Linked DNA regions of Homo sapiens: regions 2 and 3 are each linked to region 1. Evidence: chromatin contacts called from ENCODE Hi-C or POLR2A ChIA-PET data. All regions are on one chromosome and are shown on one strand. The core of a region is the stretch at or near the end of the contact, and the rest is flanking DNA. Distances in the headings are between cores, read along the strand shown. Region 1 holds the start of ALDOA (aldolase, fructose-bisphosphate A). Region 2 holds the start of ZNF688 (zinc finger protein 688). Region 3 has its middle 17 kb from the start of SPN.

Region 1 (2,807 bases), core at 227-2,726:
AAAAAACCAGGGCTCCAGAGAATCAGAACAGCCACCATCACCGCAGGGAGTCAAGGGAGGAGGGAGATTAGAGAAGGAGCCAGGGAGGGTGGCAGGGAGGCCACGTGATCCGAGTCCCCTCACCCCTTTCCTTCCCACAGGTCCCTGGCCAAAGATTTATTTCTCTTGACAACCAAGGGCCTCCGTCTGGATTTCCAAGGAAGAATTTCCTCTGAAGCACCGGTGAGTGGGCAGGGGCTCCCTCCCCATCAATAGGGCCGACCCAAGTCTTCCTCCCCCTTCCCCCATGCCGGGCCCCACGATAGTGTGAATGTCAGGGGCTTCAGGTTTCCCTAAATATAGGTCCCTGCCAGAGGATCCGTGGCGGGAAAAGGGCAGGGGTCATTAGAGAAGATCGGGGACACATGTGGGGCGGGCAGGAGCTGCCTTATAACCAGCCCGGGAACCCCTAGCTCACTCGCTGCTGACCAGGCTCTGCCGGCTCCTTCGGCCTCGCCGCAGGTGGGCCCCTTGCAGGACCGGGCCGGGGTGGGGATGGGGTTGGGGTTGGGCCAACAGGGTCCAGATGGGGTCCAGGTGAGGAGGGGAGATTTGGACGATAGGAGCAGGGGGCTCAGCATCTGGGAGGCAGATCAGTTCGGGGACGGATTTTCTTTTGGAGAAGGAAGTCAGGCTCAAGGAAGACGTTTGGCAGGAACTGTGACCCCGCATGCCAGAGGCCGAGCAGCGGCCGGTGCATAGCCGCGCATTCTGGTTTTCTGTGGCGCAGAGGACTACCAGCCTGGCTGCGGCGGCCCGGCGGAGAGCGCGCACGCATGCGCGACCCAGCCCGGCCTGCCAGCCTGGAACTCGGATGGGGAGGTCTCGCCTCCGCGCGCCGCTAGTTCCGCCGCCTTCTCGCGCTCCCTGCGTGTCCTCTCGATGCCCTTTCCTCCGCCTCCCTTACGCCTGGGCCAGTGACAGGGTGTCGGCTCCGCGCCGATTCAGCCCGCGGGCGAGGCAGGCTAACGCACGACTGCGCGATGTGGCCCCTATGGTGACACGCGCTGCAGCCGCGAAGACCGGAAGCTGGGGCGGCCCCGGGCCGCGCGCGCTGGGCCTGGGAGGCGAAACTCAGCTTCCTTCGTTTCCGACTTTTCCATCCGCGTCCTCCACTTCCCCGTTCCGCCCTCCCCCATTGCCAACATTCTGGCTGAGTCACGGCGCCCCAGAGCGCGCCAGGCTGGGGGAAAGGAGCAGAAGGGAGGGCCCTAGCGACCCGCGGGATGTGGTCCGAGTCACGTCCGAGGGGGGTGGGGAGGGATCGTGTTCTCGGCGCCCGCCCCTTCCTAGCGCGGCCTCTGGGCTGCGCCTCTCGGGGGCGGCCCGTAGCCCAGTCCGTCGCCTGCCATTGGACGCCGCCCGCTCCTCGTAAAGGAAAAAGCTCGGCGGAGGGCGGAGTGGTGCCTTTAAAAGGCCGGGCGCCGCCTTCCGCCTGCCCGCCTCCTGCGCCGCCCCTTCCGAGGCTAAATCGGCTGCGTTCCTCTCGGAACGCGCCGCAGAAGGGGTCCTGGTGACGAGTCCCGCGTTCTCTCCTTGAATCCACTCGCCAGCCCGCCGCCCTCTGCCGCCGCACCCTGCACACCCGCCCCTCTCCTGTGCCAGGTGAGCGCCCCTCTTCACGTGCGGGGACCAGGGACCGTGGAGAGGGATCTTGGGGGCAGTGGCGGGTTGGGCGTCCGCGTGGAGGCCTCCCCCATCCCATGCCAGCGTCTCCCCACTACCAGGCACACACAGGCTCCCCGGCCCCTCCAGCCTGAGGTCCTCTAACTGCGCAATGCAGCGGCTGCGCGCGCTGAGTCATGGCGGGGGAGGAAGCCGGACGAGATGAAGGACCATTCTCCCCCTTTTCTTGCAGGGACCCCTGTGGCAAAGGATTAGGGCCCCTTAGCCCTGGCGGGGATCCTAAGAGGCAGTGAGGGGTGGGGGCCGGCCCATGTACAGCCCCAGGGTTCTCGCAAGTGGGAGCTTGGTTTCTGTCCTGGGAAACGGGGCGCCCTTCGCGAGGAGGGAAACCCCTCCGCGGTGCTTGATGCCCCCTTAACACTTTCCCTGTCTCTCCTTATCGGGCGACCTTGATTCTGAGCCCGGAACAGCTGCAGCCATGCGAAGCGACGGGAGCATTTTTCAGGGGAAGGCGCTTGCTCCTCCACGTTCTTGCCCCGTAGGAACAGTGACGATGGCAAAGCTTACCGCTTTCCTCGCCTCGGGCTAGGGCTTGTTCCGCCGCCCTTTCCTGGGCTTCTCCTTGCTCTCTTATATTTTTCCTAATGCCCCTTTCCTACCACCCGCCCCCTCCCTTGTGGGGAAAAGCCTGACCTTGGGATGTCCTTGAAGCCTTGGAGCCCGGGCCAGCCCTGGGATCTTGAGGGGATTGGAAGGAACACCCCAGTGGCAGTCAGAAGAGCTGGGTTCTAATCTCAGATCTGGCTCCGGGGTTGCTGTGTGGCTTGAAGCACAGACCTTTCCCATATCTGGGCCCTTTCCCACGAGGGTGTTGGGCCCTCTGCTTGATTCACGATCTTTACATTCTAAAATACTCCGGTTCGGTTTTGTTTTCAGGCAAGGTGACCCCATGGCAAGGCGCAAGCCAGAAGGGTCCAGCTTCAACATGACCCACCTGTCCATGGCTATGGCCTTTTCCTTTCCCCCAGTTGCCAGTGGGCAACTCCACCCTCAGCTGGGCAACACCCAGCACCAGACAGAGTTAGGAAAGGTACAGGGGCAGGCCTAGCAAAGGGAAGTTGGGCGTAAGAGAGAGCTGGGGA
Region 2 (2,807 bases), core at 180-2,679, 510 kb after region 1:
GGGTGGCTGTGCCCGTGCCGGGGCCACGCTAATAGCTGGGTCAGGGTTGCGTTCCACCAGCACTTCAGGACTCTCCTTCACAGGAGCCTTTCTAGGCCCTTTGGCTCTTGGGACTTCCTCCGGTTCCTCTTCCTTCCTGTTTGGGACATCTCCTGGGAAACCGGAATTAAGTTACACTTACAAACACTTTTGCACAGACTGTCTCAGGTTATAGAATGCTTTTCACTTAAGGCAGTGAGGGAAGTTCTGTCCAGTGATTAACACACAGGCTTTAGAACAAGGTAAACAGGATTCAGATCTCCTAAAAGTGCCTTATCTGAGCCTTGGTTCCTTATGCATCAAATGGGAATAATAATGGCTTTTGACTTCACAGCGTTACTGGTTTAGCTGAGTAGATGCATGTTAAGCACTTAGGAAGTGCTCAGGAAGCAGGGGCTATTATTTATTTATTTATTTATTTATTTATTTATTTATTTATTTATTTTTGAGACGGAGTCTCACTCTGTCACCCAGGCTGGAGTGCCTGGTTGGACTGGGCTCCCAGTCCTCACAGGACCGCTGTCCCATGTTCTGAAAACTTTGTACCAGGTCTGCCTTCTTTACTCCTCTAGTACCCAACACAGTTGAATTTCTTTAGGGATGCTGGAAGTGGGGGCCTGAAAAGAAACTCTGCTAGACAGGAAGCCCTGGAAAACCAAGTGGGGGGACCCGGGACTATCCCTCACCTCTCCGAGCTCCTCCCAGTCTTTCCCCCTTCTCAGGATCCTGGGCGGCGGGGCTCCAAGCCTCACTCTCCTGTTCCATCCAAGAGATGAGGGCTGGTTTGGGGCCTGGGAATCCTGGGAGAGAACAGGGATCACAGCGCGGGCCTGAGAGGCCATCGTGGGAAGATGGCATTCCCCTCCAGGCTGAGGGCACCCCCTCGGAGCTTATACTCAACCTGGAAGGGGCTGCAGTGCTGCTGCCTGAATGAAATGGATGCGGGTGAAAACACTCCCGAGGGGGTACCTGAAGCCCTGGGAACGGGAGGTGGCTGCTGGTGTTGGTGCAAGAGTGCGGGATTAGGGCTCACAGTCCTCTCGGCCCTTCTACATCATCTCCCCTGTGAACCCGGTGAAGGAGGAGGGGGCTCGGACCCGGGGCTCTCACCGAGCGCGCCCAGGTGGCCGTAGGTCTCCTGCATCACGTCCCGGTACAGAGCCCTCTGCGCGGGCCGCAGACAGCCCCACTCCTCCGGGGAGAAGTACACGGCCACGTCCGCGAAGCTCACAGTCCCGGGCTTCCTGCAACCAGGCCGGGTCTCCCCGGGCCTCGGCGCCAGGAGCGGGGCTGGGGGCGGCGCCATGGGGCCTCGCAGCCCCGATCGGCGGCCGCCAGGTCCCTGGAGCCGCCGCCTCCCCGCTCCCGGCCTCAGCTGTCGTTGTCCACAGGAAGGGCGGCCCCGCCCAGCCGTGGCGTCCGAACGCAGCCGAGGCAACCGAAGTAGCAGGGACTGGCTGCTAGGGATTCGAGGATTCTGATAGGGACAAATATAATTCCTCAGTGTTTATTCACTTCATGGCCGCTTGGACATAGACACCCGGGTTAAGGGACCCGGAAGGTGCCTTCTGAAAATATGGCGACCACCCTTCAATTGTCACAGGCTGCTCTTAAGGGCGCCATTATTTGACCATATCAAATATGGAGCCTTTCTGACTTCTCTGGCCTCATCGTCCCACTTGCCCTTAAATAAAGCCGCTTCGGCTGCTTTTTCTAGTGGGGGAGGCGGGGTGTCTGGGAAGTAGAGGAGAGGCTTCTTGCCTTCAAGAAAGATGTAAGGGCCCGAAGCTTCACTTACCCCTCTGTACCCGCAATACGCAACGGCCGATGATTGGCGACGATCCCGGAAGAAGCTGCGCGGTGATTGGCCTGGGACTGGCGGGGCATTTGAAGGGACCCCGCGGTCCTGAAGCCTCTGTTGACAGACTGGAGCGCAGCGGAGACCTCGGCATCTGCGGTGCTCGGGATTGTGTCCCCTACGGTCTCTTACCGTGCCTCCCGATGGCGGGAGCTGGAATTTGGTCCCCAGACCCCTTGGGAAGACGCGCACACCCTGGCAAACCATGTGTACACCCGCGGTAGAAGCAGGTGCGTGTTTTACAGTAGCTTAGCTGCGGAGTCCACCCAGCCCCTGGCATCCGCAGCTCGGCTCGCTCAGGCTCTAGACCGAAGCTGCAGGCGAAGGAACGTGCTTGGTGAGGATGGAATCGGAATGGGGAAGTTTTAAATTAAATAGTAATTGTTGCTAACATACATGAATTTATTTTTTGTTTGTTTTGAGACAGGGTCTTGCTCTGTGGCCCAGCAGTGCGATCCTAGCTCACTGCAGACTCGACCTCCCGGGCTGAAGCGATCTTCTCACCTCAGCCTCCCGAGTAGCTGGGACCACAGGCGCACACCCAATGCTTGGCTAATTTTTAAATTTTAAAACAGAGACAGGGTCTTGCTATGTTGCCCAGGCTGGTCTGGAACTCCTGGCCTCAAGCAATTCTCCTGCCTCGGCCTCCCAAAGTGCTGTGATTACAGGCATGCGCCACGGTTCCCAGCCATTTCTACTTTTTCTTTGAGAAGGAGTTTTACTCTTGTTGCCCAGGCTGGAGTGCAATGGCGCTATCTCGGCTTGCCCAGGCTGGAGTGCAATGGCGCTATCTAGGCTCACCGCAACCTTCGCCTCCCAGGTTCAAGCGATTCTCCTGCCTCAGCCTCCCAAGTAGCTGGGATTACAGGCATGAGCCACCATGCCCGTCTAATTTTGTATTTTTAGTAGA
Region 3 (2,807 bases), core at 126-2,625, 420 kb before region 1:
AAAACAGAACAAAACAAAGTTGAAGCTCTCTAAACTCTCCACACTGACTCAGAGTGAAAGTGCTAATAATGACCTAAAGCCGTGCCCTATGGCCCCCTTTCCTCTTGACTTCGCTTTTCATGCACTCTGCTCCAGCCATACTGGCCTCCTTGGGCTTCCCAGAACACGCGAAGCAGGACCCAGGTTAGGGCCTTTGAACTGGCTTTGTTTGTCCGTGGGATTCCCCATGAACATCTCATGGCTGCTCCCTCTCTTCCCTCAAGTCTCCCCTCAGATGTCCCCTTCTCAGAGACATCAGCCTGTAGAAAGGAGCACTTCCTTCCCCCACTTTCCTGCGTGATGTTTCTCCATGATGCCTGCTTCCTACATATGTAGAGTCTGTCTCACTCCGGAGAAGGCTACCTCCAAGAGGACAGGTGACTGGCCCTTGATTTCATTAATTGTCACAATCCTATGCCGGACACATGGTTGGTGTTCAACAAATATTTGCGGAATTAAAGAACAAATTAATAATGTTGTGAGATAAATACTCTGTGCCCATTTTTCTTTACTTTTTAATATATTTTTTAAATCTAGAGAGACAGGGTCTCCCTATGGTCCCCAGGATGGCCTCAAAACTCCTCCTGCCTTGGCCTCCTTGGCTGGGATTACTGGACTACTACTGTGCCACCATGCCTGGCTCTTCTTTTCCTTTTACTATGCCCATTTTAAAGGTGAGGAAAACTGAGACTCAGAAATGTTCCCAAGGGCACACAGTGAGTGGTGGCTGCCTTCAGGTTGGTCTGACTCCAGTGCCCAAGCCTTTCTCAGGAGTGGTGTGTTGCCCATCAGCCATTATATCCATGACATCAACTGGCATAAGATATGTTCTTATATGAAAATTAATTTTAGAAGTGAGTGTCACGAAATATTGACCTTCTCTAAGGAACTAGTTCTTATAGTCAAAAAGGAGGAACTTATGTAAATTTTCCCTTTCAGGGCCAGCCCCAGGAAGTTCAGAGCCTAATGTGGTGTTCATTCTATTAATTTTTTCTTACCCTGGGACTTTTTTCTTTCTTTCATTTATGTTAACCTAATCACCAGCTGCTTCCTGTTCCTTAGGAAATAGCTAAGTCGTACATGACACTTTTGGGGTTCCAGTGTGCCCGGCATGGGTTTTCTTTCATTGGGCAGGCACTAGGTGGGCTTTTCAGCCTGAAGACGCATGTTTCTCATCAGAGTGAGAATGATCTCTGATCATTCTCCTTCTTCCATTTCTTGGGTTCTCTCTTCCTGGCACTCCTATTGGTTAGCTTTTGGGCCTCTTGGATTGCCTGGCTGTGTCTCTGTGGCAAAGACTACTCATTATCCAAAATCCAATGAGCCCTTCTTCCCCAAGAACATGGTGGAACTGCATGTCCCAGCCTCCCTTGCAGTAGGCATGGTCATGTGACTAAGTTTCCACCAATAGAATGTGAGGAGGTGATGTATGTGACTTCTGGTCTTTGGCCTTAGGAAGTAGGCCAGCTTCATACTCTCCATTCCTGCTGGCTGGAGATCCCCACAACAGATTCAAACGTGCAGGTGACAAACGGTGCCCTACCGATGGCAGAAAAGTGATGAGGAAGGGCCCTTGGTCCCTGAGCAATGAGAGAAGCAGAGCTGCCTCCCTAACTACCACCATTTCACTTGAACATGTCTCTTCTTTTGTTTATTTATTTATTTGTTTTTTGCAGACACGTCTCTTCTTTTTTTTTTTTGAGATAGAGTCTCACTCTGTCCCAGGCTGGAGTGCTGTGGCACAATCTCGGCTCACTGCAACCTCTGCCTTCTGGGTTCAAGTGATTCTCCTGCTTCAGCCTCCCAAGTAGCTGGGATTACAGGCATGCGCCACCATGCCTGGCTAATTTTTGTATTTTTAGTAGAGACGGGGTTGGCCAGGATGGTCTCACACTACTGACCTCATGATCCACCCACCTTGGCCTCCCAAAGTGCTGGGATTACAGGTGTGAGCAACTGCGCCCGGCCGACACGTCTCTTCTTTAAGCCGCCACTTATTGGATCTCTATGTTAGAGCGGCAGTCTCATATATTTTCTCTCATATTTTCTTCTCCACCCCTACACCTTCTGGGAGTTCTATTTTCTGGGATAATTAATTAATTAATCAATTTTTGAGATGGGGTCTCACTCTGTCCCAGGCTGGAGTGCAGTGGAGCGATCTTGGCTCACTGCAACCTCTGCCTCCTGGGTTCAAGCTATTCTCCTGCCTCAGCTTCCTGTCTCAAACTCCTGACCTCGTGATCCACCTGCCTTGGCCTCCCAAAGTGCTGGGATTACAGGCGTGAGCCACCGCGCCCAGCTTTATTTATTTTTTAAATTTTTTATTCTTGAGACAGAGTCTCACTCTGTCACCCAGGGTGGAGTGCAGTGGCATAATCTTGGCTCATGGCAACCTCCGCCTCCCGGGTTCAAGCGATTTTCCTGCCTCAGCCTCCCAAGTAGCTGGGATTACAGACGCCTGCCACCACACCTGGCTAATTTTTGTATTTTTAGTAGATGGGGTTTTGCTACGTTGGCCAGGCTGATCTCGAACTCCTGACCTCAGGTGATCCGCCTGCCTTGGTCTCCCAAAGTGCTGGGATTACAGGCATGATCCACCACACCTGGCAGTTTTCTGGGATAATTTATTAACTTTTTATTACAACACTTCCTGTTTGTGTTTGTACAGATGAGGCCTTGCTATATTACCCAGGCTGGTCTTGAACTTCTGGCCTCAAGCCATTCTCCTTGGCCTCCCAAACTGCAGGAATTACAGGAGTGAGCTACTG

What was found. Hi-C counts contacts between places; a loop is a spot of excess contacts on that map. ChIA-PET counts read pairs that join two places held with the same protein, here RNA polymerase II (POLR2A). Pooled maps may share reads with other maps.
Region 2: a loop to region 1 is called in a map of CD8-positive, alpha-beta T cell, with 28 times the contacts of the local background. The contact joins the promoter of ZNF688 here to the promoter of ALDOA in region 1. A Hi-C loop is called at or near these places in 1 of 168 maps with a recorded cell type or tissue (CD8-positive, alpha-beta T cell) and 11 of 50 pooled maps. POLR2A ChIA-PET finds 5 or more read pairs at or near these places in 5 of 52 experiments (CD4-positive, alpha-beta memory T cell, T-cell, activated B cell and 2 more).
Region 3: a pooled map shows a loop between it and region 1 (4-fold over the local background). The contact joins the enhancer-like site here to the promoter of ALDOA in region 1. A Hi-C loop is called at or near these places in 2 of 50 pooled maps. POLR2A ChIA-PET finds 5 or more read pairs at or near these places in 5 of 52 experiments (A673, BJ, HEK293 and 2 more).

What each region holds. Positions count from the first base shown.
Region 1 is chr16:30,064,284-30,067,090 of GRCh38, forward strand. ALDOA (aldolase, fructose-bisphosphate A) reads left to right here and starts at 1,477. Exons shown (of 10, transcript NM_001243177.4): 1 at 1,477-1,644; 2 at 2,602-2,755. The coding sequence starts at 2,615. It overlaps LOC112694756 (uncharaterized LOC112694756), which reads left to right. Exons shown (of 14, transcript NM_001365304.2): 6 at 141-222. RefSeq lists an enhancer at 528-1,308 and silencers at 1,305-1,574, 1,615-1,794.
Region 2 is chr16:30,570,285-30,573,091 of GRCh38, forward strand. It overlaps ZNF688 (zinc finger protein 688), which reads right to left and starts at 1,430. Exons shown (of 3, transcript NM_145271.4): 1 at 1,150-1,430; 2 at 726-839; 3 at 1-152. The coding sequence starts at 1,345. RefSeq lists an enhancer at 1-335 and a silencer at 1,198-1,437.
Region 3 is chr16:29,644,441-29,647,247 of GRCh38, forward strand. No RefSeq gene overlaps it. Among named protein-coding and RNA genes, the nearest start is that of SPN, 17 kb to the right of the region's middle. RefSeq lists enhancers at 141-410, 1,308-1,602. Within about 2 kb of position 1,376, at least 5 of the 41 ENCODE cell types and tissues checked have a DNase peak (open chromatin) inside an H3K27ac peak, as active enhancers do.